Linked DNA regions of Mus musculus: all the other regions are linked to region 4. Evidence: chromatin loops called from intact Hi-C (ENCODE). Cell type or tissue: left cerebral cortex. All regions are shown on one strand. Region 1 overlaps Utp25 (UTP25 small subunit processome component). Region 2 overlaps Utp25 (UTP25 small subunit processome component). Region 3 overlaps Utp25 (UTP25 small subunit processome component). Region 4 overlaps Syt14 (synaptotagmin XIV).

What was found. Hi-C counts contacts between places; a loop is a spot of excess contacts. Peaks named below come from ENCODE experiments on the same cell type or tissue, not always from the same donor. Only the 100,000 strongest peaks of a DNase experiment are listed, where the experiment ranks them.
Region 1: a loop joins it to region 4, with 2.9 times the contacts of the local background. A loop is called at or near these places in 5 of 42 quality-filtered maps.
Region 2: a loop joins it to region 4, with 4 times the contacts of the local background. A loop is called at or near these places in 16 of 42 quality-filtered maps.
Region 3: a loop joins it to region 4, with 4 times the contacts of the local background. A loop is called at or near these places in 16 of 42 quality-filtered maps.

What each region holds. Positions count from the first base shown.
Region 1 is chr1:193,097,412-193,105,411 of GRCm38, forward strand. It overlaps Utp25 (UTP25 small subunit processome component), which reads right to left. Exons shown (of 12, transcript NM_145415.2): 12 at 6,992-8,000. Gm39747 (a long non-coding RNA gene) reads left to right here. Exons shown (of 3, transcript XR_865901.3): 3 at 1,666-2,978. Among named protein-coding and RNA genes, the nearest start is that of Gm31406, 5.8 kb to the left of the region's middle. In left cerebral cortex, no CTCF peak of the experiment used is centred here; DNase peaks (open chromatin) are centred at 4,517, 4,848, 5,468 and 5,750; H3K27ac peaks cover 2,373 bases.
Region 2 is chr1:193,118,327-193,126,326 of GRCm38, forward strand. Utp25 (UTP25 small subunit processome component) reads right to left here. Exons shown (of 12, transcript NM_145415.2): 4 at 5,312-5,482; 5 at 3,680-3,768; 6 at 1,984-2,394; 7 at 1-86. Among named protein-coding and RNA genes, the nearest start is that of Utp25, 7.9 kb to the right of the region's middle. In left cerebral cortex, a CTCF peak has its summit at 7,739 (motif pointing left); DNase peaks (open chromatin) are centred at 4,301, 4,696 and 7,707; H3K27ac peaks cover 836 bases.
Region 3 is chr1:193,106,735-193,114,734 of GRCm38, forward strand. Utp25 (UTP25 small subunit processome component) reads right to left here. Exons shown (of 12, transcript NM_145415.2): 10 at 7,871-7,983; 11 at 7,023-7,268; 12 at 1-1,052. The coding sequence ends at 809. Among named protein-coding and RNA genes, the nearest start is that of Gm31406, 15 kb to the left of the region's middle. In left cerebral cortex, no CTCF peak of the experiment used is centred here; DNase peaks (open chromatin) are centred at 3,296 and 5,579.
Region 4 is chr1:192,997,697-193,005,696 of GRCm38, forward strand. All of the region lies in intron 2 of Syt14 (synaptotagmin XIV), which reads right to left. Among named protein-coding and RNA genes, the nearest start is that of Syt14, 34 kb to the right of the region's middle. In left cerebral cortex, a CTCF peak has its summit at 3,388 (motif pointing right); DNase peaks (open chromatin) are centred at 3,391, 6,474 and 7,100; H3K27ac peaks cover 311 bases.

The DNA.
Region 1 (8,000 bases), 100 kb after region 4:
GTAAAATACCATAACCAAAAGCAGTTTAGAGAAAAAGTCTATTCTGGATTTTAGTAAGTTCCAGAGAGATAGGAGTTCTATCATGAGGGAAGGCATGGAGGCAGGACACATTTTCATCTATGCACAGGAAGCAGAGACAGTGAGAACAGAAGTGGGCTGGGCTATAAAAACCTCAGGGCCTGCCTCTAGTATGTCTTCAGAGAAAGCTGTGAATTCATGAGGTCCTCAAATACATGAGCCTATGGAAGCCACTGTTCCTCATCCAGCCACTTACTGGTCCATACATGTTGCATGCTGTCTGCATTTTAACTTTCTGCATCTGTCTTCCCCTTTGATCTCTCCCTGTCCTTCTGCACACTAGACAATGAGTTAGGCGAGCCTTTGCCTATGCATCTGTATGGCAATCCTTTTCTTTTCTTTTTTTTTCTTAAGACAGGGTTTCTCTGTGTATCTCTAGCTGTCCTGGAACCCAGTCTGTAGACCAGGCTATGGATCACAGAGATCTGCCCACCTCTACCTCCTCAGTGCTAGGATTAAGGGAGTGGGCTACCACCATCAGAAGATCCTATTTTGACAGATGTATAGCACTTCCTCTTCCACTATGGGTTTCCAGCTATATAAGCATCCACTTTCTGTGTGTTGTAATGAATTGAGCTTGTCTGGCTTTTTATTTCTTAAGTCTTTGTTTAAGAATAAGGGGGAGGAGGAGAATGAGGAGGAGGAGGAGGAGGAGGAGAAGGAGAAGAAGAAGGAGAAGGAGAAGAAAGAAGGAGAAGAAGGAGAAGGAGGAGAAGGAGAAGAAAGAAGGAGAAGAAGGAGAAGGAGGAGAAGGAGGAGAAGGAGGAGAAGGAGGAGAAGGAGAAGGAGAAGGAGGAGGAGGAAAAGAAGAAGGAGGAGGAGGAGGACGAGGAAGAGGAGGAGGAGGAGGAGGAAGAAGAAGAAGAAGAAGAAGAAGAAGAAGAAGAAGAAGAAGAAGAAGAAGAAGAAGAAAGAAGAAGAAGAAGAAGAAGAAGAAAGAAGAAAGAAGAAAGAAGGAAGAAGAAAGAAGGAAGAAGAAAGAAGCAAGAAGCAGCAGCAGCAGCCAGGAGTAGTGGCCCACATCTTTAATTTCAGAATTTGGGAGGCAGAAGCAAGTGGATCTCTGAGTGCCCAGTCTGGTCTACATAGAGATCTCCAGGACAGTCAGAGCTATATAGAGAAACCCTGTCTCATAAATAAGTAAACAGAAAGAAGGAACCCTGAGATTTTTCAGTGGGTAAAGGAACTTGCTGCCAACCCTACAAATGAGGTTGGTTCCTAGAACCCTTCTACAAACTGTCCTCTGACCTCCACATGTTTCATTTCCCTTACACACACACACACACACACACACACACACACACACACACACCTAAATAAATATAACTTAAAATCTTAGAAAAACAAAACAAAGATCTTTTCTGGTCTACATTTGTTTTGCTCCTGCAAGTTGTTGGGTGCCCCTTCTGGTCCCAGCATTGCTCTGGTCACTCTGTTCATTATAGGAAAGTCTGTAGCTGTCATCTCTAAGCAATCTACTGTCTTTGTGAGGGGTTACACCATGTATATTTTCTAATGGCTGTCTGCTGTGCTACATGTGGGCCATGAAGCCATCTTGAGCTCTGAGTTAATCTAATTGTATTCTAGGATCAACAATGATGGCAGCTGTACCAAGCCCCAGCCCTCTCGGCTCCCACCCAAAGCACTTGCCAAGGAGACTGACTTTCCCTCCGGTCAGAATCTTGTTCAGCATGGCTGATCATCATGCATCTGGCATTGCTGCCTCAGAAGACTGTTCATCATTCGAGAACTAATGCTGGCCCTCTTGATAAAGCATCCTACAAGTGGGGTATGTAGAATGGAAACTCAGAATCCATCCCCACTCCATTGGCTCAATCCCTCCTCATGACCTTGGCTTCAAATCAGGACTGGGGGGGTCCTTGTGCTGTGTCTCTTGGGCTTTACACTAGTCTTTCCCTGTGCACTGTGGAACTCAGGCTATGCCACCTCATTCTCCTCTGTGAGGGAAGCTAGCCAGCTCCAACAGCATAAGGTAGTTGTGGGCACACAAAATCACCTGTCTTTCTGGAATGCAAATAAAAACAGAGAAGTGATGCGCTGCACCCTCCCTCCACTCCACCCCTTAGATGGTGGAGAACCAACAACTCAAGTGTTGGTTGGTGGATAAAGGTGATCTTAAGAGAGTTGCCAAGCTGGCTGGGAAAACGGTCTGCCAAGTCCCTTATTGGCTGAGATGAGAGCTACGCAATGACACAGTAGTAACCCCAGGCATAGATGCAATAGAAGTGGAAGCACACACACACGAACACATTTGCCCCTGAAAGCATATAGCAGCATTGTTCACAACAACCCAAAGGGTGAACAAGCCAATAGCCACCAACTGGTCAACAGATGAATAATTCCAGTTGTGTATCAACTGGAATTCCAACAAGACACCAAGACAGAGGCATGGATGCAAGCTCTAACCCAGGAGATCCTTCATCATGCCACATGAAAGAAGCCTGTTAGAGAGACAGTAGGTCACATTGTCCTATTCCTACACACTCAGAATAGGGAAATCCAGCTGGCCAGTGACTGCTTAGGGTATCTGTAGGATGGGGTAAGTAGCTAGAGATAAGGGTTCTTTATTTATATTAATCATTGTATTATTATTAATTATTATTATTATGTGTGTGCGCACTGTACTTATGTGTATGTGCGGTGCACACATGCCACTGTGTATGTGTGGAGATTGGAGAATCCTAGGCAGCCAGTTCTGCTTCCATCATGGAATCTAGGGATTTGCATTTATCTTCTGAGTCATTTTATCAACCCTGAGGATGCTTTCTGTAGTGACAAACAAGTAACACTGACTGTGTTAATGTTGCTAAAACCAAACAAACAAAACCCAACACCACCACCACCACGAACAACAACAACAAAACCCACTGGCTATATGGAGTTTTTTCCTTGTTTGTTTATTTATTTTGGACAGGTTCTTGCTATGTAGTTCTGGCTAGCCTGGCATTCTCTACATAGCCCAGGATGGCCTTAAGTTTATAGTGGTTCTCCTGCTTTAGCCTCTCCTGAGTACTAGGCACAGACATATACCACTGTAATGGTTTGAATATGTTTTGCCCAGGGAGTGGCACTATTAGGAGGTGTGGTCTTGTTGCAGTAGGTGTGGCCCTGTTGGAGGAAGCCTGTTATTGTGGGTGTGGGCTATAAGACCCTCATCCTAGCTCCTTGGAAGCCAGTCTTCTTGTTTGCCTTCAGAACAAAATGTAGAACTTGGGGCTGGAGAGATGGTTCAGCAGTTAAGAGCACTGACTGCTCTTCTGAAGGTCCTGAGTTCAAATCCCAGCAACCACATGCTGGCTCACCATAATGAGATCTGATGCCCTCTTCTGGAGTGTCTGAAGACAGCTACAGTGTACTCAAATATAATAAACAAACAAACAAACAAATAAATCTTTTTTAAAAGTTTTTTTTTTTTAAATGTAGAGCTCTCAGCTCTTCCTACATCATGCCTGCCAGGACATCGCCATGCTCTTGCCTTGATGATAATGGACTGAGCTTCTGAACCTGTAAGCCAGCCCCAATTAAATGTTGTCCTTGTAAAAGTTGTCTTGGTCATGGTATCTGTTCACAGCAGTAAAATCCTAAGACACCCATTGTGCTTAATAACTGACAGACTTAACAGTGCTACGGGTTAAACCCAGGACCTTGTGTGTGTTAAGAGGGCACTCTACCACTGAGCTACATTACCAGCCTGGTTAAACCTTTAAATAGGTGAGTTAGAACTCTATGGTATGGGGATGTATTTCATTGAATCTGCTTTTCTAAAGACAAGAGATGCATATTAATACTGTAACTAAGCCCAGAACACAGGGAAATTCAGGGCCCTGAGAGAAAACAGCTGATACACTAAAATGAGCTATTATGGAGATTAATGAAGGTCGATTCATAAAGATGTGGGCAAGCTATTGGAGCCAACCAGGGATGGTGTAGGGTCCTGTGAGCAAAGGGGAGGGAGTCCAGACAGAGTGGCACACAGGGTTGCTTTCCAGGACAAAGAAGCTACTGCCCACAGCAGCCTGGCAGAAGCACTTACAACTCGCAACCTCTGTCTGTGGAGACCCCACCTGAGTGAAGCCTGAAGACACAGGAGTCAATCTTGGAGGCAGGGCACAGAACAGTTATGACAATCATGGCCATCAACTTAGTTTCTTTTGTTTTGTCCCCTCCAGTCAATCCCACTACAGGGCCCGGTTCGAGCACTGTATGGTCTAATAAGGAACTTTTTGACTCTAGCTAGGTGTGGTGGCTCACACACATAATCCCAGCACTTGGAAGGCTGAGGCAGGAGGGTTGCTGTGAGTTTAAGGCCAGTCTGAGCTACATAAATTCTGAATCAAACAAATGAAACTGTTTCTGATAAAGCTTGAGTCATTTTCCTGGAGCAAAATGCTTGCAGGCTTCTGCAGAGATGCCTTGTGCTTCCATCCAGAGAGGCTGGAGAAAGAACTACAGATCTTTCCCCCATCTGCTTAGAATGGGGGGGGGGGGTTAGCAGAGGAGGGATGGACAATGGGATAAACTGCTGTAGGACCTCAGCTCTGCAGAGCAGGTAGAGAAAATACCTAAAGCCCACGGGTGGGGGGCAAACTCTCCACTTCCTGTTCTAGCAACATCTGCGGCTCCAGGGGTCATTTCTCCTGAAGTGTGGTTTCCTTTCTCAGCAGCTTTTTCAGATTTGCATTTGGATTAGTCTGGGAATGCCTGTCTGCCTGCTGTGGGCTGCACCACGTGTTCCCCGCTTGTTCTACAGTGGAATCCTAACCCCCAATGCAACTGTTTAGAATTGCTGTCTTTAGGCAGTCTTGGAAAAGGCAACTGAGGTAAAATGAGGCATTACCATAGACCTGTATTTTCATACAGAAAGCTCAGGGACACATACACATAGAGGGACAACTGTGGAAGGATGAACATGGTCATCTATGAGCCAAAATCATCCTCAGAGGAAAGCCCAGATGTTCTAAGATTGCAAGAGAATATTCCTGCTGTAGAATCTGCCCAGCCTGCATTCTTTGTTATGGCAGCCCCAGAAAACCAATGTACCACCATCCCTGTTGGAGGCGAAGGACCATTCAATGTCTCCTGCCTTTACAGCCGGCTGGTTCTGCATGCACCTCTTTCTCCTGGCTGGCTGAAAATATGTCAGCTCTAATTGGAGTCCTCTTTCAGATCTGTGGGGACTCTAGGAGACATATCTGACCTGGTCTGTGGTCACTGGTCTCTGATGACTCATCGCCTGGGTGATCACTGCCACCACTCTCCTGCTGTGCCAAGGTCTGGACAAAGTCCCCAAAGCTCAGTGAATCCTCAACTTCACCCAGCCCACAAGGCAGCATCCTCTGAGTCCGACTTTCTTGGCAAGAGGAAGAACCAGTTGTTTTGGAAATGCACATCTACCACATAAAAGGCGCATGACCACATCTCAGCACACATGCTGCTTTGCTTTGATGCAGTTAAGACAGATTTCGAAGGTAGTGCAGCTGGATTCTACTACCAAAAGAGCTGGGAACTACTTGGTGTTTCTGTGAGTCAGAGTCCCTATCGACATACAGATGAGACTGTTGGGTTCCTGCTTTCCTGACCCCTGGAGTCAAGTCAGGCAACCAGATTTAGTCTTCACCTCAGGTGTCCTAACAAGGAACCAAACTGGGACTGGGAGAATGATGCACAGGTGTGATAACCACCCCCTCACCTGCTGTGGCTGGAGGTTGTCATGGAAACAAAACCCTCCATTTCCAGGGTGTAGGTAGCCACCTTCTGGGACCTACGTTCAGACCCATGAACAGCCTCTTACTAAAGAGCCAGAATTAGCTTGGTGCAGGTGCTGATGGCTTTCTAGGACAAGACCAGGCGACTTCCTACATCTCTGATGGCCTTCACATGAAAAATGCCCGCCAGAAACTTAGTCTCTTGTTAAAGACTCTTTCTTGCCTTCTTTTGTTTGTAAACCAAACACCACTGACCAGTAAACATAGGTGTTTCCTCCTATCAGCCTTCATTGCTGTCTCAAGCATACACACAAAATGACATGGAAGAATGACCCGTTTTGCTTGTGAAGTTTTCCCAAAAGGTGGCAGGACACCTGTCAGTTTCCACCGATATGCACAGAGGATGCTCATGCAAGGTCTGGACATGGCAAGCCAGAACACCCAGTGGCTATTTGGGTGATGTCAGCTTTCTCTCTGGTCTATTTGGGGAGCTCTTGAGGGAAGACAGTGCAGCAGTAGGCAGGACCTGCTTATGTGTCCAACTCAGGTGGACACCAAGAGAGCCTGAGAAGCAGTGCTGAAGAGATGGGAGGACTGTGGCATGGCCTCAGAGACTGTCTCTCCAAAGGGCCTTGACAGATGCTTAGAATCCAGGACTCCTCTGGATCAGAGTTCTAGTTTCTCACTTTGATGTGCTTCCATCGCTTATTTAAACTCCACTCACCCACACACCTCTGAGGTTTTTTTTGAGACAGGGTCTTGCTAAGTGGCCTTGGCTGGCTTAGAATTAGCTATGTGCGTGTAAGATTTTTAAGGTTTATTTTGTGTGAATGTATGCCTTGAGTGCACGTGCTTCCAGAAGCCAGACGAGGGCATCAGATTAGGTCAATGTGGGTGCTGGGACGTGTTCTCAACCACTGAGCTTTCTTTCCAGTCCTAAAATTTTATCATCATCCAACTCCCAATTGCTTCTATCCCTCCCACTTACACTGACATTTCTCTCTCTTCCACTGCCGAAAACTAAGTGGGAGGGAGGGATGGGAGATTGTGAGTTCAAGGTCATCCTTAAGAGTTGTGAAGACCAGTTTAGACCATGAGACCCTGTCTCAACATGTGCATGAGCACACATGAATGCACGCGCGCGCGCACACACACACACACACACACACACACACCCCAGGTGTTTCAGTTTTGTTTTGCACTATTTTTTTTGGTTGGCTTTATTTATGTTGCTTTTGAGACAAGATCTCACTATGCAGACCAATCGCTTTCTAGTCAGGATCCTCCTGCCCCCAGGCACCATGCCTGGCTTATTTATTTAGTTAGTTAGTTTTGGTTTTGAGTGAGCATGGGTTCCACTTTAAAAAGACTGAGTAACACATAACTCTTCAGAAAGTCTTGAAGGAAGTCAGAATAATTGCCTGGGAGAAAAAGAGGCTCACTGGAAATGAGCAGCCTGCCTTCCCGCCACATGCCAGCCGAGGCTATGGTGCCCAAATGGCCACAGCCCAATGCAGAGGTCCAAGACTGACAATCACGATGGCTTGGTCAGGCCACCCCTGACCTGTTGGCCTCAGGGAGAGCAGGCTAGCAGGATGTTCTCTCCAGTAGTGAAGGGACGGCCAGGTTGAGCTGCCCACCAGCCCAGGTTCAGATCTCTGTAGAACAATGCTGGCATTCAGAGCCTGGTCCTGACTCCAGAGTACAAGGATAGTTGAGCACCTGCTTCTGAGGCTGAACTCTGTCCTCTTACATGATCCCAAGCCCCACAGGAATAAGAACACTGTGGTCAGAGGTACAGGGCCACTTACACTAAACACACACCAAAGGCATCAAGGAAATGGGTCAGAGGGTGGGGGAAAGGGAAGGAAGGCTGAAGGCCTCAGATCATAGAGGATGCACCCTGAACAGTATGGCTTCCACAGCATTCTTTATGGAAGCCTCTGGGACCTCACAGCCACCTAGACTTTATACATCATGGCTTTTCAGGCGGGTGTAGAGAACTTCCCCTGCTTTCTTTCCCCAGGCCTTTTGTCATCTGGAGACCATAGGCTCAACAAATCTAAACCTGGCTGTCTGAAGAGATTCCAGAAAGGTCCAGCAAAAGGCAGCCAGACTTCCCTGACTCTCCCTTGCCCTCAGCATCTTCTTGTCCCCCACAAAGGGTGCAATTAGGGAATAAAAGCTTTAGAGCCC
Region 2 (8,000 bases), 120 kb after region 4:
TTCTTCTTGCTGTCCCCTTCAAGGAGGCTGATGAAGAGCTGGACCACCCGAAGGGCAGCTTCCCGGAAGGGCACCACTATAAGTACCTGTGGGAGGCAATGGCAGGACAGAGGTAAGTATCTGGACAAAATACCTGGCTCAGTATCAACAGCCAAGTTCCTGAATTCACACCAACCCATCCTATAAACTTTTAGCCCCAGGGCTCTATGGGAGACATTTCTCAAGCAAAATCTGGAAATATCTTTCAGTATAAGGAATGCCCATAGTAGCCGTGGAAGCTCAAGGACAGAAATATATTAAGGTCTTTGACAAATACACAGTGTAGTGGTTTGAAGGAGACTCGCTCCTATAGGCGTATACATTTGAACGCGTGGTCCCCAGCTGGGAGCTGTTTGGGAAGGGTTAGGAGGTACAGACTTGTGTCTGACGGAGGGTGGGCTCAGAAGACTTCCGACATGCTGCTTGTGCCTTTCAGGCTTACTTGTGGTTCAAGACGTGAGCTTTCAGTGTTCCTGCCTGCCACCATCTCTCTTTTACCCTCAGACTCTGCTCCTCTGAGATAGTAAGTCCAATTAAATGCTTTCTTTTATATGTTGCCTTAGTCATGATGTTTTGTCACACCAATAAAAAAAAAGGCAGTAAGAAAAAAATACAGAAAAGGATTAACCATTATTATTATTATTATTATTATTATTTTAAGTATATTCTCTAGAATAGTTTTTTAATCCAGTGATGACAAATTTCTGAACTGGAAAATCAGGACTCAATTTCTCAAGCCTCATTAAAATGCTTAAAGATGGTTCATAAAAGATGAGTCAGGGTTTTAGAGCACTTATTGCTTCTGGAAAGGACCAGAATTTGGCTCCCATCATTCACAGTCATCCTACCTCCAGTCCCGTGGGATCTGACTCCCATAGGTACAAGGCATGCCTGTGGTGCATATACATACATGCTGGCAAAACACTCATACAATAGAATTATAAATCGAAAAATACATGTATAAAGTTTCTGCTGAACAGAAAATCAGAAGATGGCTAATAAAGAGCTAATTTCTAACTACCCATTATTCTTGTGCAAATAACAGACTCACTGGCGTGACCCTAGCCCAACCATTAGATTCCAATCATAAACCTGACTCTCATCTAGAGTACACACAGAGATAGACAGTCTCAAATGTTATACACACGCATTTGAGGTAGCCGACTAGAAATGCAATCAGCTGGTCAAAGAAGTAAGTAACTGCCCTGGATGCCAGACCCCAATTTAAGAGGCTGGATGGCTGTCCTGGTGGTGACACTAAGTAAGTGTCCACACTTTGTCACCCCAGCTATCAAAGTGTAAGAGCCACATTAATATTCACAGCCACCCCTGAATCCTGTTGAATTCAACAGAAGTCTGAAAACATGACCTTCTGCAGAGACAGGTGAGGCAAGTGTGAGAACAAGGCCTGGTCCTCAGCATCATGAAAAATGTGCACAGAATTAAATCCATCTCCTTTCCTACTAGAACTTCAAATGTGCCAGAGGTCACACTAGAACGCACAAGTAAATACAACCTTTACTTTAAGCAGCAGGAAGCTTACAACAAAACAGAGATCTCTGGTTTGAAGGTTTCTGTATATGTGACTTGGTGGAAAGCCTGATTCTAGCCCCCCTCTGCTACTCTTTTCTCTGTTCACTTTAGCAGGGCCTTCTAGGAATCTGAGTTCATAGAAGTTACTGCATATAGATATAGGGACCGGATAGAAAACTTCACTGGGTTCTAGTGAGCCAAGTCACCAGGAAGAGATCATCAGCATTGAGGTGCTTATGTGTGCTTGGGGTTCAGCCCTGAGAGCATCTGAAGCCCCTTTCACTGCCCTGCACTGCCTGGCTCACTCAACTGCTCACCGAGGATTCACTAACTAGTCGGCTGTCAACACACTCACGACTCAGCAGTGCCTCATGGCCTTCTCGACAGCAAAGCTCTCCTGCTGCCACTCACCTTAGGCCTGGTGAGCCCTTGGTCCCTGAAGTCATCATCTTCACCCACCCCAAGTTTCTGGCTCCGGCGCCTACTGTTGTTAGCCAGCACCTGAGCATTGGCTTTGAGGACATGGTTTATGGCATGCAGGCAGTATACATGGCGGACTTCTTCTCCATTCTTCAGGGCAGTCCTCTCAGGGTAGAACAGGTCCCGGTAAGAATTCATAATTAAGAACAGCTCTTTCTGGAGCGGGGTAAAGGAGCTATTTGATTTTTGAGGTCCAGATAGAAATTGGCTATTGGTTTTTGCCCAGGTGGATTCTAGAGGCTTCTGAAGATGAAGTAACTTTAGGTCAATATCCTTTGGAGGTTTAAATGTTTCCGTCTTCTGGAACTTTGATGAAAAGACAAGATGTCCCAGGACTGGCCACTATGGGCAAACAGATCAAGAGAGCTAAGTAAGACATGAGTAACAACACACGACATTCAGAGTAACTGATGACTCACAGATCATCCCCTTCTCTCACACAGGCAAGAGGGTCCAGACAACAGTTACACAAGCAGTGGGCAGCTTGGAGCCTGACTTCATACCTGAGAGCTGTCTCTAGTGTTTCCCTCACTGTTCCAAGGAACACGTCTCAGGAGAGTCAAAATTACTTTAGAATTGTTCAAATAACGTCAGCAACGTGATCCGTCACAAGGGTATGTCTGTCTTGGAATTGATCCATCTTCTCCCTTCCTCTCTCCCCACTGCTTTCTCTCTCAGAGACGTACCCAGCAGGACTCAAGGGATACTACTTTGTGAAGTGAATGTTTAGAAAATTTTCATTGTAAAAAAATTGCCAATCTAGAATTAGAGTAACTTTGGCAGTAAAGGAAATGAGGCACAGAAGCTGAGCAGCCTGGCGACTCTCCAGAGAACTAGGCTCAATGAAGCAGCTCACCTCAGAGGTCCCACCCTGGTGACTCCACTTACTCAGCAGTGAACTGACAAGCTCCCAGAAACAGAAAGGAGCTCAGGAGTTATGGGGCTAGGAATGAGGAGTGTGAAAGTGGGGATGGTGAAAAGGAACGACAGAGCCAGGGATGGTGCCACACACCTTTAATGTCAGTGTGGGAGGAAGAGGCAGGCAGATCTCTTGTGATTTTGAGGCCAGCCAGGACTACCTAGTGAGGCCCTGCTAGTGGGGCCACACAGTGCTGTAGAGTCCCACAACCTGACTGTGCTGGTAGGAACGGGACTGTATAAGAAGACAACCCTGTACAGAATATATGAGTCTAGATGCAATGCCATGGGGACAGAGTACTTAGCCTAGCATGCAGCAACAAATGGCATCTTTGTCCATTCTCTAGTCTCGATACTGTGCTGTAATCTGCTACTTGGTACCAAGGGCAAAACTGGCATAAGGTACAAGGGACATCTCTGATTTGAACTCTGGACCTTCGGAAGAGCAGTCGGGTGCTCTAACCCACCGAGCCATCTCACCAGCCCCTCTGACTGACTTCTTACACCCAAACATATATCTGCAATTACTTCAAATGAACACCCAGATCCTAATACCTGGGAGTCTGGGGCAAAAGGACTGACACAAGCTCAATGTCTGTCAAAGTGAAACTCACTGTGAACAATTAACAATGTGCCAGTACAGTAAGCCAAAGACAGCCATTTCTGTGGGGCTCTCTCCTATGCCCGGGAACCGAGCAGTAGTACGTACTTTCAGTTGCTGGGTAGCTGGAGGGCTGGAAGCAGCAGCTTGAATTTCCTTCTCTTTCAGTTCTTTGTTGACATGTTGTTGAAACGGATCTAATTCAGAACACAGTGATCAGCACAGTGAGCAATGGTGGGGCTTTCTAGTCTCCTCAGAGTGGCAGGCTCATCTCTAGTCACCTGGAAAGTGACAAGTCCATCTCTGGTCTCTGTGGAGACTGACCTGCTGATCTTCCCAGTGTTGACTCCCCACCCTTCAGTCCAGCACTGGTCCCCATCCTCCAGCATCTCACCCTCATGTGAGGAGCTGAGCACTGGAAGCACACACTCATCACATGACATCTCAGCCCAAAGTTCAGGCTCTGACCACTGCACCTAAACCCACCTCTTCAGTGACTTCTGAGCATGGCCCTAAATTCTGCTTATGAGACTTTCCTTGGCACCAAAAGTCCTCTCTTCACATTCAGCTGTGCAGTGCTATTCCTTCACAGAAAGCGCTCCACAGGGAAAGGCTAGAGCCGGTTCTCTGTGGACAGTCACAGCTCTTTTAGCCCCTACCACGTGTCGTACATCCAAACAAGCCAGCACGTGTTCCTGTCTTATCTGGTAGATGGCAAGATTCCCGAGCGCAGGCTCCATGCACTCTGCACAGCAAGACACACTAATAATTCTCAGTATTCACCTGAACTAGAGATGACACAAATGCTACCCCTTGCATGCACATGACCCTCAGCTCTGTGATGCCCATGTAGTCTGCTGCACTCGGGTGATCCCCGGGCCCCCCTCTGTGCTCTCTCACTGAGTAGCAGCAAAGTGAAGTAGGTAACTTGCTCAAGGATCCAAATGACATGAACCTGCAGAAAATGCCCAAGACTACAAAAGCAACACCATCGGGGACACCTAGGCCAACCCATCTGCACAGCCCACGTGCAGAGGCTTCAGAAAAGCCAGCTGGCTTCCTGCTTTTGTCCAGGCTCCCACACTGTCACGGTTCACAGTTAGGATGTGGTTTCTGCTAAGATTCCACAAATTCTACCTCTACTTCTCCTCCCACTAAAAGCCAGCAGATCTAACTAGGCCACATAAGGACTCGGCTTCACCCACGCTAAAGTGCAGCTGCAGAAAACTGGGAGAGGCAGAAAAGACTGACACCCGCTTGGCCTTCCCACCGGCACAAACTGATATTACAGAAACTCATGTCCAGCTGGCTGCCATTTGATCACAGGCATGGTGACCATGGAGGGTGGGGGGGGGGGTGGCTTTGGGGCTCCTCTTAGTAATAAGAACACTCAGACTGGCCACCCCTGGGCCTCACAAACTTGAAAAGGTACTGCTCCAATGAAGAAGGCTGGCAGAGGGGGGAAGAACACTCTCTCCCTTCTCTTCTCCCTGTTAGGAGGGCAAAGCCTTGCTCAGACTCCAAGTCTAGAGACTTGAGGCCTGGGACTGCCTCCCCACTTCACCCTGCAGCCTCCTCTCCACACTAACTATTGAAAAGCACAAACACGTGAGAAGCGCCTCCTCCAGCCCCCTATGTGACCACCACCAGCTGTTTCTACTGCGCTGTCAGTCGAGCCTAACACAATCAGTGCACAGCCCTATCGCACTAGAGGGTTGGGGCAGCAGGAGCCACTCTCACCTTGGGATGGCCTCTGGGAACAACTGCCCCCGCTATCCTCTTCTAGAAAATTAGTTTCCAGGCTGAACAGTGACTCGTGTTTCACATCTGTGAACTCCTCTGAGGATTTCTGTGATACACCAGGTGGCTCTTCACCATCTTTTTCTTTTGAGTTGTCAGCTAGAGACATATCTGAAACAATGAAAATCATTTTGTGAAATTTATGGGGTATGGTAGAGCTGGGGAAAGAGGAGGGGAGTTTCAGACCATCCTGGTTAACATAGCAATTTCCAAACAGCTAAGCCTACAGAGTGAAACTGTTACAAAAATAAAGTAATTTACACATAATTAAATGTTGACAAAACCAAACACTGGTGCTCACTGCTTTCATTCATTCATTCATTCATTCATTCATTCATTCATTGAGGCAGTTTCTCTGCGTAGCCCTGGCTGTCCTAGAATTCCCTTTGTAGATCAAGCTGGCCTCAAACTTAAGGAGATCAGCCTACCTCTGCCTCCTGAGTCCTGGGATTAAAGGTATACGCCATTATTCTTAACAGTGCTTAGGTAATGCAGTGATGTGACTGTTCAGAATTGAGTCTGATTGCAGACCTGAGTGATGAAGTAAACTCAGTAACTAAGCTGGGCTTCAGGCCTAGAGCATGATTCAACTTTACTCGGGATATTAGTAGATTAAATTTATGCTCCAGCCGGGCGTGGTGGCACACGCCTTTAATCCCAGCACTTGGGAGGCAGAGGCAGGTGGATTTCTGAGTCCCAGGACAGCCAGGGCAATACAGAGAAACCCTGTCTCGAAAAACCAAAAAAAGAAAAAAAAAAAAAAAAAGCTCCAAATGGTGGATTCCAGGCAGGAAGTCAAGTGACTATTTGATCTTTTGAGTCAGGGTCTTCTCTGGCTTAGTGTCTTAGCTGACTCACTATTAGCTCAGGATGACCTTGAACTTCTGATCTCCCATCTCTAGCTCCTGTATGCTAGGAGCTGCGGAGGGAACTCAGGGCTGTGCATGCTAGGCAGACACTACCCACTGAGCTATCTCCTGGCCTTCCTCATGGGGTGGCTCCTCCCATTGTAGGAGGCTTGTTGTAAACACACAGGAGGCAGTTCTAGCCTAAGGGGAAGACTTCCAGCAACTACCTGTGAGCTCTAGCTATAATAGTGGCTCCTCTGGGGGCTCCTGCCTGATCACCTTTAGACTTGAAGACTGCAGCCCACTGGGTAATCACATGAGCCAATTCCTTAAAATAGATTTCTATCATAATTAGAAGTTACCGTGGAGAATTCTAAAATACCCAGTTCTAGAACTTACTCTAAAATACTACACCAAGATATAAATGAAAGATGTTGAGAGCAGCCTGAATTATGATAAGAAATAACATGGAACAACTGAAATGTCTGTCAAAGGATTATTCAATAGTGTGTGTTATACATCCAAGAAACTAATGTGAATCCAGAGTTACGTTACAGAGAAAAAGGTCCAGTCTAAGGACAGAACTCAGTAGCAAAGCATAGGTAGGAGGCACTAAGTCCAATGTCCAGTACTGCAAGACTAGGTCCTCCTGCTTCTACCTTCACCAAGTGATAGAATTAGAGGCACATACCACCACAGCTGGTTTTATGTAGCGCTGGGGATAAACTCGGGGCTGTGTTTATCCTAGGCACACATTTCAACCACTGTGCTATATCCTAATGACCCTTCTCACATTTCTGAGGTAAATAAGACAAATGTTTATAATTAAAACATGCAATAAACAAAACCATTTTCCTCTAAAAATTTAAATGCAAAGAAAACCAGCACTAAGAACCTCCAAACATTTAAAAATTATAGCAACGTAAGTTTTTGCTTATTTGTTTTTGTTTTTCAAGACAGAGTCTTACTATGTAACTCTGAATGTTCTAAAACTTACTATGGAGACCAGGCTGGCCTTGAATTCACAGACATCCTTCTGCCTCTGCCTTCCATGTGCTGAAATTAAAAGTGTGCCACTGTGCCCAGCAAGGCAAAGGATTTTTAGCCCAGTAAAGCTAACTAGGAAAACCACTACATGGCTGGTCTAAGATTTTTTTTGTTTTGTTTTATTTTGGTTTGGTTTGGTTTTTCAAGACAGGGTTTCTCTGTATAGCCCTGGCTGACCTGGAACTCACTTTGTAGACCAGGCTGGCCTCTAACTCAGAAATCCACCTGCCTCTGACTCCTGAGTGCTGGGATTAAAGGCATGCGCCACCATGCCCCGCTCTTTTTTTGGGGGGGTGGGGGGTGGGGGTGAGGTGGGGAGTGGGGGGGTGGTGGGCAGGTTAAGATTTAAAACAGCAAACAACAAAAAAAAGTATTTGCTGGGCTGAAGAGATGACTCAGCGGTTGTGACTGCTCTTCCAGAGGCCGAGTTCAATTCCCAGCATGGTGGTTCATAACCAACTGATGCCCTCTTCTGGTATAATTGAAGACAGCTACAGTGTACTCATATATATAAAATAAATCTTTAAAAAAAATTTATTTGCCTATCATGCTCAAGGCCCTAGCTAGAATCAAAAAAGGGAGAAAGAGAGAAAAGAGAGAAAAGAGAGAAAAGAGAGAAAGAGAGAAAGAGAAAGAAAGAAAGAAAGAAAGAAAGAAAGAAAGGAAGGAAGAAAGGAAGAAAGGAAGAAAGGAAGAAAGGAAGAAAGGAAAGAAAGGAAAGAAAAGAAAGCCTG
Region 3 (8,000 bases), 110 kb after region 4:
TTTTTCTTTTCATTTTCACCTGTTACACAATTCAAAAACCAACTTGGTGCTGAGGACAGAATCAACCTTGGGTCCCAAATGGTGTTACTTGAACTGTAGAAATAAATGCTGCTTTATACATGACTGGTAAATGTATGTCTTAGCTACTAAAACACTAGGAAGAATCTAAAATGATAGTGAATAAACGTACTCTTCTAGGTTGGAGTACATTTTTTTTTTTTTTTGGAAGTTTGGCTAGAAAAGTAAAGTGCCAAGACTGGGACATAGCCCGGGACACCTCCTGCTCTCAGCCAGGCCCATGGGCAATAACAGCAAATGCTTTAAGAAAAATAGACAGGCAAGTCAGAGAATCTTCCCCAAGTAAAAATTGAAGCCAAGGGGCTGGTGCGATGGATGACTCAATAGGTTAGCACACTACTCTTTCAGAGTACCTGGGCGCAATTCCCAGCACTTACATGATAACTCACACCTGCTTGCAACTCGTTTTAGGGGATCCAAAACTCTCACACAGACATAAACGCAGGCAAAGCACCAATACGCATAAAATAAAAATTAAATTAAAAAAGTAAAATCTTAATGGAGAAGTCATAGCTTACAAAGTGTGGCAAGCACAAGCGTCAGTTTCTGAGAGTAGCAGGCCTCTGACTGCTCTTGGCCCTGACAGCTGTGGTGACCCACACTGGTCACTCTGCACTGCACACTGCACTTTCCAGTGACACAGGACTGCAGACTGCCTGGAGCCCGTTCCTGGGGCAGTGAACAGATCAGGTCTATGAGGTCCAACAATGTAGTCCGTTCCCCTCCACACTCATTTTTCTCCGGTGACGAAGAGGTGGACATTCTTTGGAGACTGCAGCATCTGTGCCGCCCGCTCCACACCAACCACAGCCGCCAGCCTCTGGGCATCATACTTGGAATACAGCACGGTGCACGTCCACGTGGCCTCCTCTCCTCTGCTGGTGGCTCTCAGCATGTTACAGACCTCACTGTAGAAGTGAGGGTACGTTGGCAGTTCATAGAATATCAGGTTCCTGATGCCTTTTATTGTGTACCTGTGAGAGAGGAAGGGGGCATGAAGCAGCAGCAGGAGCTGTACATGTACAGGCACAGGGCTCGACATGTCAGCGGCTTCACAGACACTTGGCTCTACATGTCTGGGTGAGGGTACGAGCACAAACCACGGACAGAAAGTTACCCCAGAATTAGACGGTTTATTCTTGTGACAACGAAACTGAATTACTGATGCTGAGTTTACCATAATGATAACAGAAATTTGTATTTATTTAAAATTTTTTTTGGAAGAATATGCTGACCTGGAACTTGATAATAGATTAGGCTGGCCTCAAAACTCACAGGAAACCATCTGCCTCTACCTCCTCTTGAGTGCTGGTATTAAAGATTGATACCAGCATGATGCCCAACCCAATTTTTAAACTTGATATTTACTTTATCATCATTATTTCTTTTTTTTTGGGGGGGGGGGGCAGAATCTCATGACAGAGCCCTGGTTGGCCTGGAATTTGTAGTGTAAACCAGGCTGGCCTCAACCAGGTGAGCTACAACATCTGATTCTTTAAAAACAAATATTTCTCTCTCTCTCTCTCTCTCTCTCGCTCTCTTGTGAGCTACAACATCTGATTCTTTTAAAACAAATATTTCTCTCTCTCTCCCTCTCTCTCTCTCTCTCTCTCTCTCTCTCTGTGTGTGTGTGTGTGTGTGTGTATGTGTACATGCAGGCCTACACACCATGGGAGTCAGTTAGTTGTCTTGTTTTCACCACAGGAGACGCAGATGCCTTTACTGGTTGGGCTATCTCACCAGTCCTATATTTCTTTAGAGACAAGGTCTTAGTACATAGCTGGCCTTAAACTCATTATGAAACCAAGGGTAACAAGGACTCACAATAATCCACCTTAGCCTGCCAGAATGGTGGGAGTTACAGCTGTATGTAACCACCTGGCATTCTGCATGGGCTGAAGGAAAGGGAAGGCAGCAGACCAGAACTACAAAAGCTCAGAGGAGGATCGATAGCTCCTCGGGGGAGGGACTGTCCACTGAGCCTGGTAGCCCGAGCTCCATCCTGAGTTCAATCCCTGGAGTCTACAAACCAAGAGAACTGATGCATAAAGTCGGCTTCTGATTGACACCTGTGTGTGTGTGCCAAATAAAGATTAAAAAAAAAAATTCTGCCAGAAAAAAATGATGCACTGAACAATTTAATGTTCCCTTCATCATCAGGCATGAGGTCATCAACAGAGATGAGGTCAGAGCCAGGACATAAAATAAACAGCACCCATGCCAAGAGCACCTGCTGGTCCTTTCTCATTACCTTATAAAATCCTGCCTGAGGCTCCATTCAGCATCAGGACAGAGCAGTTAGTTTCAGCAGCTCACAAATTCCCACCCCATTCCCTTCAGCATTGTGGGATTCAGGTGCAGAGTGCAGATACTCACTGAACAGCTGGAGGCAAGGTCAAAGGTCCCTCTGGGACCCAGCAACAGACTTGCTGACAAGGCTCTGAACTTCCTGTTAGAATGTCTGGTACACATTCTACGGTGGTACACTTACAATGGGAACTTTACCTCATTTACAGATGACATCTTTCCTTTATCTCACAACTCATCCTGGTCTCTCTGGAGACCTGCCATGATATAATTTGCTTTAAAAAATATGTGTGTATATGTGTGAGAGAGTGTACATATATGTACTGTGTGTGTGTGTGTGTGTGTGTGGAGCCTATAGAAGTCAGAAGAGGAGGCTGGATCAGCTAGAACTGAAATTACAGGTGGGTGTGGCCATCATGTGGGTGCTGGGAATCAAATCCCATGCTCTTATACCCAATGAACCATCTTTTCCAGCCCCCGTTCCAACACTGAAGAATCTATAGTGACCCGAAGGACAGTGCCCTAACAGGAGAGTAAGACGAACAGCCAGCCATGTATGGTGATGCTCGCCTGTGATGTCAGCACATGGGAGATGAAGTCGGAGGATCAGAAGAACATTCTCAGTTACAGAGAGAGCTTGAAGCCAGCCTGTGCTACATGGGCTCCTGCCTTAAATACTAAACCAAACAACCCCACAAAAAATTACCGCCACCACCAAAAACCTACCAAGTCCCACTTTAGCGTGACTGCTGGTGCTCAGAAATGATGCAATATTCACATTGAACCTACATACTCTGTCCTGAGAGACCAGTGCACCCAGAAAATACATCAGCACCTCAGACACCAAGCTAAGCCTTCTAACTGCTACAGGAATTTGTTTGAATCCTGTGGTAGGTGGAAGGTCGCTATGGCAACTAGCAAATCCAGACAAGACTGAAACAGTCACCCACACTACTGGTGATCAGACCAGGTGCATATGACCATATGGACCAGTCGCCTCAGAGTGTGCGCAACTGAAACCACAAGGAACACAGAAAAGCAAGAAAATGACCCTGTCACTGTGTGTGTGTGTGTCTGAGTTACTCAAAGCCTCCTGCATACCAGCCCTTGATTGGAGGGGTGGGGGCTATGGAAAAGATGCAAAAGGGCAAGGTTAAAGTATGTATATACTTTTAGCTATAGGCAGCCTTTATGATAAGTTTTCCTTTCAAAATCCACTGTAAAGCAACAAGTAGGTTGGTATATCATCAGAATACATGCATATGGATGTGCTTACAGAACTGTGCACACAGGACAAACTGGTTTCAGCATCCCTCTAATGTGCCTAAGACCACAGATGCTCAGTTCTGTCATAGGCAGCATTTATATAGAACCTGATACTTGCTTAACACAGTGTCAGTGCTACATGAAGAGTTATTAAATTATGGCTAAGAGCACTCACTGCTCTTCCAGAGGACCCAAGTTTGGTTCCCAGCACTCAAATGGCATTCACAACTGTCCACGACTCTCATTTTAGGGATTCTGAGGCTCTCTAGTGGCAGCAGGGATACACATATGCACACTCATGCACATGAAATAAAGTTTTTAAAAACTGTATTGTTTAGGGAACAATGACAAGACAAAAGTCTGCATTTCAGTACTGATACGCATCCTCTTTCAATATATGGTTGGTTAAATCTGAGAATACAGAACCCACAGATATGAAGGGTACCCCATAACTACAAAAACTGAAAAACAAAGAAAACTATATGCTCACCAAAAGGAAATGAGGTCTCTTTCATAACTAAACAATCAAACGGTTATACACTGCAAATACTATATAGAATATATACTAACTCATCAGAAACTCTTTTACAATGAGAGCACTACCAGACCTACCTAGTGTCCATCACTTCTAGAATCTGGACTCACACAAATGCAGGAAGGACCAGCCCCACCCCAGCAGCCATGCTGAATGCTCAGCAGCCTACGTCGAGTTTACAACCTGTCCAAAGCTTAGAATCTGCACCACTGCAGCAATGGGCAGGCAGCAAGAGTACAATGAGGCATCCTGGAAGAGAAGTCATGAGCAAACATGCAGCCAGCTCTAAGACGCCTTTATTCTTCTGCTTTCATTCTCAAGCCTGCCCACCATCCTGTTGGACACTACTGTAACAAACAGAGCCAGCCCAGCAACCTAAGGCACCTCAATCCTGTAACACACACTAGTAAGGAGAAAAGGCCAGTTTTAGAGTGTGTTGGGCACAAATAAAGTGAAGGCCTTTATGTGTCCTCGAAGGGCTCACTGCATTCCATCCCTGGGGTGCAGACCCTCTCCACTTGGACCTTGCTGCTGCCTGCTCCACTCTGGAATTCTCTTCCTTCACCAGCACTTGTAACAAATCTATCATTACTTTTGCTTTTCTGTCTTTTTCAGCTCTGTCTGAAGACATGTCTGAGACATGAAGAATCTAGACATGGAGTCACAGAACCCTAAGACCCTGTCTAATAACACATACACACTCTCTAATGCCAGGCTGAGATCAGTGGAAGAGCCTGCCCAGCACATGCCAGGCTCTGGGTTCCATCTCTAGCATATGCCTTTTGGTGTTTCCACTTTTCTGGTTAAATACAAAACTGGATCCAAAGAAATTACAGACCAAAATGTTCATCATGTCCTTGGTAACTTGCCTGTTTGTTTTGTTTTGTTTAGGGACAAGGTTTCTCTGTATAGCCCTGGCTGTTCTGCAACCCACTCTGTAGACCAGGCTAGCTTCAAACTCAGAGATTCGACTGCCTCTGCCTCCCTGAGTCCTGTGATTAAAGGTGAGTTTTATATGCTCAAGTTCATTGTCTGCATGTATGCATGTAGACTAGCAGAAGGCACTGGGCTGTGAGCTGCCAGGTGGGTGCTAGAAATTGAACTCAGGACCTCTGGAGGAGCGGCCAGTGCTCTTAACCACTGAACCACCTCTCCATCCCCTCCTTGGTAATGTTTTGACACTCAGAAACCCTGAGGTCACTAAGCACGGCAGAGACGTGTGCACTGCTGTGCTGTAGCCCATCTTTACCCTGAGAAACACCGGTGAGCCTGGCAAGCCTGCGGCACGGGCTGAGACTTGCCTTTACACCGTGCTTCAGACTTGGCCGGAATGTGCACAGTGCTGCACAGGGACTGTTCCGACTCCAGAAGGCTCCTTTCACACATGCCCTCTCCTTGAAAAGCTGCTGTGACACTTGAAAGCAGTGCCTGGCTCAGTTTAAAAACTTGAAATGGCTACAATCACAAAATCTCCAGCCATGCAGACAGCGTGCTTCCATTTGCTAGAATGATAGAAAGCCAAGACCTTCAGTAAGTGAAACTCCACTGTAAATGGAAACAACTGTCTGATACAATGAAGCAGCAGCAGGCAAGCATGAGCTCCCTGGACAAGCAGCCCTGGTTGCCAAGAATGAAGCCAGAAACAAACCTAATTATTTTTCAGCAATTTATTACACGTAATGCTACATCTTTGTGTAACACTAAAATATTTTAAAGGTTGCCATGCCTAATCTGCTGAGCCCAGGCAGGCTGCTAGGATTCCTCCCTCATCATCCAGGAAAACACACACATTTGGGAAACACCACTCTGATACCAGCATAAACGAAAAGGGCCACATGGTCATGGTGCATGGCTCAATGTCCCTCAGAGCTTGGAGGGCTTTGTGTGCCTGGCTGATCTTTGTTGGTATATATTATGGCAATTTAATAAGGCAGAAATATCAGCCAAATGTGGAGGTGTGTGTCTGTAATCTCAGCAACCAGGAGGCAGAAGCAGGAGGATCAGTTTAAGGCCAGCCTTGGCTAAATAAATAGTTTGAGATTTTCTTGGATTAAATAAGTCCGTGTCTCAACAAAATGAAATAAAAACAACCAAATAAAAACAGGAAAGTCAAAATCCCACCATAAGAAACTGGAAAGAGGGATTTGGACTCAATTTCTTTATCTGTAGTACATCATTAGAGAGGTTTGCATCTGGCTGCAGGACATCTGATAGGGACTTGGGGCACATAAAGTTCAACTATCTGGAAAACTGGAGTTAGTTCTCTCCTTCTACCATGTGGGTCTTGGGAACTGAGCTCAGGCCATCGCCATCTAGCAGGTTCAGGAAGCTATTATTAACTAACAAGCAAATTAGGATTTAAAAAGCAATAGCAAAAAGTAAACAAGATGTTCTGTTAATGACCTAGCAGTAAATCTAAGCACCCATTGAAAAACTAAAATGTATTCAACCCCGAGTCCCTTGAGATTTTTCCACTACTGTTATCAAGGGGTAAGACAGAACTTTCCAGGGGAAGACAGCCACCTGGATATGCTTCCTCAGGGATGCAGCCAATACTCAGCCTCCACCTCCCCAAGCTCTCCTGTGCTGATCCTGTTCTGCTCTTCAATCGTTCACTGGCTTCTGTGAGGTGTTGGGACCACAGCTGCATTCCAGACCACACAGGGCTCAAGCTTTGGTTTCTAACCTTCCCAGCAATGCCCAACCAACGAACCACCCACCCACTAACCCACAATACAACCCCTGTGGCTTTCCACAGAGCAGAAGCAAGGGACGCATGTACAGCCCCACAGAGCCTGCCCAGGTCCTTCAGTGGGTGGAGCCTAGACTGTCTTACCTTTTGTAGAAATGGAAGCGTTCTGTGAGGAGCAGAAACTGCTTCTCTCCTTGCAGAAAGAAGTGTCGAGCCCTGGAGATCCCAGACTTCTGCGTATACTCGCAGATGTGTGTGAAGTTCAGCTCTTCTTTCTTGAAGTAATTTCGGAGACGCACAAAGTCAAAGTAGGAGGGGACATAGATGAGTGTGTGAGACATGACAGCATCCCGGTACTGAGGCAAAATCTTGTTTATGAAAAAGTGAAACCTGATTAGGAAAGGCCAAGGACAAGGTTAACATCTACAGCTGAACTCACAGTAGGGCACCAACAGTGTGGGTCAGCAAGGCATAGCCCAAGAGATGCCTTGAGGCCAAAGACAGCTTCTTTTCAAAGACCCTCTGAGGATAAAACTGATAAACACGTAGGAAATGAAGTCCTAACAGTTAAGTGTAAAGGCAGATCAGGTTCCATGTATGCCAGAGAACTAATGTAGTTCACACCAGCCCCTCATTCACTCAGCGGCAAATAAGCCTTGCCTGTCTAAGACATATGCCCACAGAAGGCACATGTGGGGAACCAGACAATCTGCTCTTCTCTGAAGGGCTTATAATTAGGTCAAATGGTATGGATTATTCCATAGGCCACAGCAGCAATGGTGTGATTTTGCCGTGTCCCAACCTTGCTTCTAGCTGTAATATGAAGACCAAGCCCCAGTTTCTACCTGGCTTGATTCCTTCTCTGTCAAGGGCCTGGCTGAGTTCAGTTTGGGGACCTAAATTGATAATCAGTAATCACTCAGAGTCCAGTGTTAAATACGCATCCCAAACCAGATCTCTAGATGAGGCTCTGTGGGTGTGGGTAGCGTTACCTGGCATCGATCACTGAAGATAGGTCTTGTGCTTCCATTCTCTGGAAGACGTGAGGGAGCTGCACCAACACATGACTGATGGAGCCCGTCATGGGGACATTCCTCACAGCCACCTGCCAGGAGGTAAGAA
Region 4 (8,000 bases):
GATGGAGGAAGAATGAACTAGAGGCCATCCTTGACCACAAGCAAGTTCACAGCCACACTGGGCTACACAGACCTTCTAAACAAACAACAAAAGTGCTGAGATGCCAGGGGGAGGAAACATTTGGCAAGAATAATTACAGTCAGACAGTCTGCCTTATTGTTAAGACTGTGGTGTTTCTTCTGAGCACCTGTGAATAGAACTGCTAGTTATAACCCTAATGCAGCTTTGCACTGTCCTTACCCTAGAACTCTGTTATAATGACATCTGTGTTCTACAGAGATAGTGAAGCCACTACAGTTTGCTACATATGCTGCCATGTTGCATCCACAAATAAAAATAGTTTTACTGGAGATTCGGCTTCAACAAGTGAGTATGGCAGTTGGCCACACTGTCTCCCTACACTTTTTAGAATTGAGCTAACAGAAAGATAGATAGAAGACTACAGTATGGTGAGAATTCTGTGGAAAGTTTAATATCAAAACCTTTTACGATTAAAACAAGGTTATCAGTGTTCCTAAAATGCATCACTAATTAGAAAAGGCTTTCATTTCTGTCCAGGATGCACACATCTTTACATACAAGAGTCATACCTTCTAGCAAAAGCTAAACCCTTTTTGTCTCAACTCTTTTTCTTGGGAGTTTTTAGTAGGTTCTAGGAGGGGAGTGCAGCTACTCATGTATTAATGATAGAAAAATGGTCCAACTCTACCAGGCAATGCTGTCTTCTCAACCAAACACACAGCTTCAGAAGGAACATGCATAAAGTGGAGAGGGAAGAAAGACACACCTGCCCAACCAGTCAGATCAGTTGAATCAACCTGGGGTGATCAATGGGATGACAAGTTTGGTAGACAAGCAGTATTAAAATTCACTCTTCCAGGTCTTAGTATGCACTTCACTGACCCGCTCTTCTCTACCTTCCTGTTCTGTATGCTTGCACATACACACAGACACACAGACACACAGACACACACACACACACACACACACACATGTAAATACACTTGCTCTATATACATGAGGTCTTCATCTATTGCTCTCTGTCTTACTTTTTGAGACAGACTCTTACACTGAACCTAAAGCTTGCCATTCATCTAGACTAGCTGTTCACAGAGCCCCCAGAATGTCCCCTCAGTGCCAGAGTTACCTGCCTGAATCACACCTAGCTTTTGCACTTGTGTTGGTGATGCAAACTCAGGTTCTCATGAGCCCTCTTTCTTCTCTGACCTTGACCTTGACCATGACAATCTTTACCTTTCAAGACTATTCAGGAGTGAACTTCTCCAGATAGCTTCCTGGGGTTTTAAGTTTGGAAACAAACCCTTCACTATGTGCTCTTATAGCACTCAGTCTAAGCTTTCTTCACACACTGGAACAAAATAGCAATTTATACTGCTGCTACCCTAAAAGGTAGCTCAATGGTGACAGGGCCTATAAACTTACTTGGGGTAGGGGTTCCTTTCCTGATACCTGCCTTAGAGTAGAATAACAGAGTACTTAACAAATGTTAGTCATACTTTAGAGATAACTTTGTTTCATGTTTTTTAAAAAAGTTATAGGGCTGTGGACATAGCTCAATTGGTATTCTTATACAAGAATGAAGATCTGAATTTAATTTCCCAGAACCTACACCGAAAGGAGAGTCTGTAATTCTAGTGCTAGTACAGCAAAGACAAGAAAGCCCCTGGAGACTAATATCCAATATATATAAAGAACTCAAGAAGGTGGACTCCAGAAAATCAAATAACCCCATTAAAAAATGGGGCTCAGAGCTAAACAAAGAATTCTCACCTGAGGAATACCAAATGGCTGAGAAGCACTTGAAAAAATGTTCAGCATCCTTAATCATCAGAGAAATGCAAATCAAAACAGCCCTGAGATTCCACCTCACACCAGTCAGAATGGCTAAGATCAAAAATTCAGGTGACATCAGATGCTGGCAAAGATGTGGAGAAAGAGGAACACTCCTCCATTGTTGGTGGGATTGCAAGCTTGTACAACCACTCTGGAAATCAGTCTGGCGGTTCCTCAGAAAATTGGACATAGTACTACCAGAGGATCCCGCAATACCTCTCCTGGGCATATATCCAGAAGATGTCCCAACCGGTAAGAAGGACACATGCTCCACTATGTTCATAGCAGCCTTATTTATAATAGCCCGAAGCTGGAAAGAACCCAGATGCCCCTCAACAGAGGAATGGATACAGAAAATGTGGTACATTTACACAATGGAGTATTACTCAGCTATTAAAAACAATGAATTCATGAAATTCCTAGGTAAATGGATGGACCTGGAGGGCATCATCCTGAGTGAGGTAACCCAATCACAAAGGAACTCACACAATATGTACTCACTGATAAGTGGATATTAGCCCAGAAACTTAGGATACCCAAGATATAAGATACAATTTGCTAAACGCATGAAACTCAAGAAGAACGAAGACCAAAGTGTGGACACTTTGCCATCTTCTTAGAATTGGGAACAAAACACCCATGGAAGGAGTTACAGAGACAAAGTTTGGAGCTGTGAAGAAAAAATGGACCATCTAGTGATTGCCATAACCAGGGATCCATCCCATAATCAGCTTCCAAACGCTGACACCATTGCATACACTAGCAAGATTTTGCTGAAAGGACCCAGATATAGCTGTCTCATGTGAGACTATACCGGGGCCTAGCAAACACAGAAGTGGATGCTCACAGTCAGCTATTGGATGGATCACAGGGCCCCCAATGGAGGAGCTAGAGAAAGTATCCAAGGAGCTAAAGGGAACTGCAACCCTATAGGTGGAACAACATTATGAACTAACCAGTACCCTGGAGCTCTTGACTCTAGCTGCATATGTATCAAAAGATGGCCTAGTCGGCCATCACTGGAAAGAGAGGCCCATTGGACTTGCAAACTTTATATGCCCCAGTACAGGGGAACGCCAGGGCCAAAAAGTGGGAATGGGTGGGTAGGGGAGTGGGGGGAAGGGTATGGGTGACTTTTGGGATAGCATTGGGGATGTAAATGAGGAAAATACCTAATAAAAATATTTTAAAAAAGAAAGAAATGAGAGTCTATAGGTACAACTTAGTTATGACTACTTATAGGAGTTGGGATGGGGAATAAAAACTTAAAACAAAGCAGGTGCAGAAAACCTGACTCATTTATTAAAACTGTTTTATAAGCAGAATTTATATCTAATATGCTTCCAAGTAAGCATATACATGGTTTTAAGTGTGACAAGACACTTATATTGATGAATATGAAAAAAACACTGTAAATTAAAGTGAAACATAAGCAAACCTCCATGTTTAATAAAAACTGCACTTCAGACATTCAGAACAACAGATTTTGCAAAGCAATATGCAGAACACTGAACAGTCTTCACCTTAGCCATTAGATGGCACCATGCATCTTCTAGTCAATGGGACTCTACTAATATCCCCACATGCTTAGAATAGAGTAAAAGATATAGTATGTTTAACCTTTAAGTAAATATATTATACATCTTTCATCATTGTGAATTTGTTTTAAAGATAATACAAGCAACTATGTTTCTATTATAATTTTTAGAATGTTAAAACTTATGCAGACTAAAGGTAATGTCACATGTCCAGCAGATGGCTTTCCTAAGGTAAACCTGGGGCAAAGCTTCCTGTGTGAACACATTCATTACTAATAAACCTACAAGAACTTCTAATTTTTAATTCTCTGGTTTCTCTGTCCTTTCTCCTTACCTAAATTTCATCCAATTGTCTTCTCTAATGTAGGACTCTCATTTTCTGGGTATTTTCCAGTCTCTATTCTAAAAGCTCTGCTCCAGAAGACCCCATTCTGGTCATTCCTTTCTCTAGGTCCAATTAAGAGTCTCAAAGATCAGATGCATCCCGGTACCCAATAATGCTGTAACATCAGAGGAAATACATGAAACAGCACCACCTAGGACACTGAACAGAGGAAATGAGGGCAATGATCACTCAACGGAGATAACAGTATGCTGCAATTCCAAAAGCGTCTTGTCTGGAGAGAAGACAGTACTGTAGTGCACAGAGTGGAGTGACCTGGAAGCACATTGACTTTTCTGAGCTGAAGAGATAAGAGAGTATGACACTCAAAGGAGGCTGAAGCACATATATCTGAGAATGGCCAGAAAAAAAGTTCTGCACATCATTGGGTGTTGCCAATAAGCCCAGCTCTTAGGAGGCTGATGCAGGATAACCACACTAATCTAGTCTAGCCAGCCTAAACCACTTAGTCTCAAAAACAGGCTGAGGCTATAGCTCAGTTGGTAATGTGCTTATCCTGAGTTCCAGCCTGATATTAATTGGAAATGGTGACTCATGCCTGTAATCCCAGAAGTAAGGAGATGAGGCAAGAGGACCAGAAGTTCAGGATCATGCATAGTGAGTTCAAGACCAGCCTGAGACACATGAAGCCCTGTCTCAAAAAAAGCAAACCAAAAAGAATAACCAAACCACCAACAACAACAATTACAAGGGGGTGGAGATTCAGCTCGGTAGTTAAAAGCAAGGACCCGCGCTCAGTTCACCGCATCCATTCTAATTATGCAGCGTACACTGCCTGTAACTCTAACTCCACTGGACCCAACACCATCTTCTAGATACCATGTATATACACATACTTTATATATTCACACAGACAAATGGGCATAAATAAAAATAAGTTTAAAAAGGAAACACAAAGCTATCTAGATGTGTGCACTGAGTAACAGATAATATATAGTACAGTGCTTCTTAGCACATACTATATAAAGAAACAGGAACCGGCTGGGAAAACAATTGCTTAAGTAGAGGAAAAGAGCTACTAACCAAATCTAGCACACAAGAAACAGTGACTACAGCAATGATTCAGAGTCTTAAGCAATCTCTCGCTCTTCTGATTAGTGTCTGAAAGCAGATTGCCTCAGAAAGTTAGGTTGTGTTAGTAAACATCTCATCGATGTGGCAAATTATCTGAAATAATCAACTAAAAGAAAGACAGGTCTACTCCGGCTCATAGTTTCAAAAGTCTCAGTCCATGGTCATGGTTGCCTGAGCATACTGCTACAAGCCTGCAGTGGCAAACACAGCTGGCCAGAATACATAGCAGAGGAGCCATGCTCACCTATGGCAGCTACGGATCAAAAAACAGACTCAGGTAGGGGTCAAAGTCTCACTATCTCCGTTACAGGCATGTTTGCAAGGATCTAACTTTTTCCCACTAGGCTCAATCCACAGAACCATAGGCTGGGGAATAAGCCTTTAATATGGGAGTTCTTGGAGGACAATTCTAATAAAATTATAGCAGACTATATTCAGATTTCATTTCCCATGGTTTCACGTAACTATGATTAGCAGCCTGTAGCATCAAACAACAATTTCAAGAAGTAAACAATTTCTAGGTTTCAATGGTACAGCACTGTAAGCAGCAGGATGAAGTTCAGTGTCACCGTCTGTAATGTCAGTCACCTCTCTTCAGTCAGAAACAACCCACAAAGAAGCACATATATACTGGTTTTTCAAAGGAATCTCAGTGTAGTCGGGGTAGCCTTTTTCAACAGTGAATGAAATCATCACTAACCATAGGCAAGAAAGTGAACTGTACTCCATGCACAAAAATTACTCAAAATAAATATCAAGATGAACTTTATGCATGCAAAAATAATAGGATTTTAAATCTTCATTCATTATAGCAATGAAATACATAACACATAATGGGAATAACAAAAATGTGTAAAGCTGTGGAGTGCTATCAGCACACACAGAAAACAAAAAAACTAACATGTTCTGAATGAAAAAGCAATACACTTAGAAATTCAACTACTTTTACCAAGATCCTCTCAGAACCAGGGAAGGGGACATAAACTGCACAAGAAGATGCTTGGCAAGATTATTTCAAAGGTCATCTGGGAAAATGGGCAGCCAGAAAGATATCAGCCCTAAGACCCAGAAGATTTACAGTATAAATGGGGAGCAAAGGCTATTCTGTAACTCTTCATTTTTCATTCTGACAGAAGCTAAGCTTCTGCACAGAGAGACTGTAAAGTTACGGCACACTTACACACTGCACTTACTGGCTCAGGAGGCTTACACTAATCACTGTCTCAAAAATTTATCATTTCTTTCCAATAAAAGCCAGGAATCGTGCTGCATGCTTATAATCCCCATACTGGGAAAGCAGAGACATGAAGGTCATAACTGAGGCCAGTCTGGCCCACAGAGTATGACCTCCAAAACCCAAAACACACAAAATACCTCACAGACAGATAACAACAGTTGGCTACACATGGAATCAGTTCTGTAAGGACTCAGAAATCCAATCTTGTTCAATACACTGGCAGGGACAGACCCTGAACCTCAGCCAGAGGAGGAGTTTGTCTGGTGAAGGATCAGTTTGTCAGAGTAGGCCAGGCAGATTTTGTTCTAGCAACAAAGTGTGGACCTGCTCCTTTTCAAAGCATGTTACAAAGCAGTGCACAGCAGATGGATGATGCAGATGGGTTGGAAAAGCTCAAGCAGGCTTCCAGGTTCTAAAGCTGGTCTACAGTTTCATTCCCCCGAACGCCTAGTGTCAAACACACAAAACTCACAACCTTTAGAGAAGGACAGAAGGGAAGGAAAAAAATGGTCCTTTCTGACAATAGTACTTCAGAGAGAGCAGAATGGGGTTGGGGAGCTGTGCAGTCACCAGCACCTTCCCTTCCCATTGTACTTTTACCTATGACTACTGCCTAGCCTGCACCCCACCTCGCCTGTCAGTGCTGGAAGAACCTGCAGCAGAGTCAATGGGTATTAGAAACAACAGTCACTGCAGGAGACTCTTTCTCTCTCTAGACTCACAACAGAAGTTCAAGGAACTGAGAATGAGAATCCATGCTCCTACTTTCTGTGAAACTGCAGATGAAAATGTCATTTTAATAATAGTAGCAAAAGCTTATTCTTTGCTAACATCACATCTCTATAAATTCACAACCTAATCAAAGTTCCTTGAACCAGGGTTTAAAAAAAAAAAAAAAAGGAAAGAAAGGGCTTAAAATACATTCCAACAGCTGGGCATGGTGGCACACACTCCCGGCACTTGAGAAGCAGGTGGAGCTCTGTGAGTTAGAAATCAACCTGCTCTATGTAGTGAGTGCCAAGTCTGCCAGGGCTACCTAGTGAGACTCTATCTTACAAAAATTCTTTTGACATTTTAATAGAACAGTTAGAAAAACCTGGTAGTCATTCCATATCTGTTATTTTTCCTTTTAGAAGTCATCAAGACACATTGACACAAAGATATTGGCCCTAAGGCTCGGAAATTTCAAAAACAGTATAAATAGGTAAAATGTTGTACTAAATTCTAGACTTTGCATTTTGACAGAAAGTCAAGCTTCTTCACAGAGACAGTGTGAAAATGTGGCATATTTACACACTCAACTCAGGAGCTTACAATATTGACTTTCTTGAAACTATGTCATTGCTTTCCAAGAAAACATTCAAAATCCTCTTCTTGCTGCTTTGGATTTTAGCACATTTCACGGTAACTACCACTTTCTATGCCATAGATACCAACACCAGCCCTCCAAGCCACTGTGATCATTAGGCAGTCCTGATCTTTGTCCCTCACTCTGGCACTATTATTCTCCTAACTGAAAAGACTTAGCTCTATAAATGTCCACCCACAAGAGACTGCCTCAAGTTTCCATGCTTAAGTAAAATTCTCACCTCAGCTTCGAACACAGCTGAAACTACTATGAGTACTATTACTTTTGAATATTTTTTAAAGTAAACATGTTCTTTATTACATACTGTTTAGCCCCAAAAAGGAAAGGAGGATATAAGCAGTCTTTGCTATTCTGTGAGATCTTCTGTCTTCCACCCTTCTCCACCCCTTTTCTTCCATGCTTTTAACCCCCTAACACTAGATAAGAGGGAAAACAGGGGTAGAGAGGAAAGGGAAGAGACCCCTGAATAAAGTCAGGGGTCAGAAAGGGATCCGTGTTATTGTTAGACCACTTCCTGCTGATTAG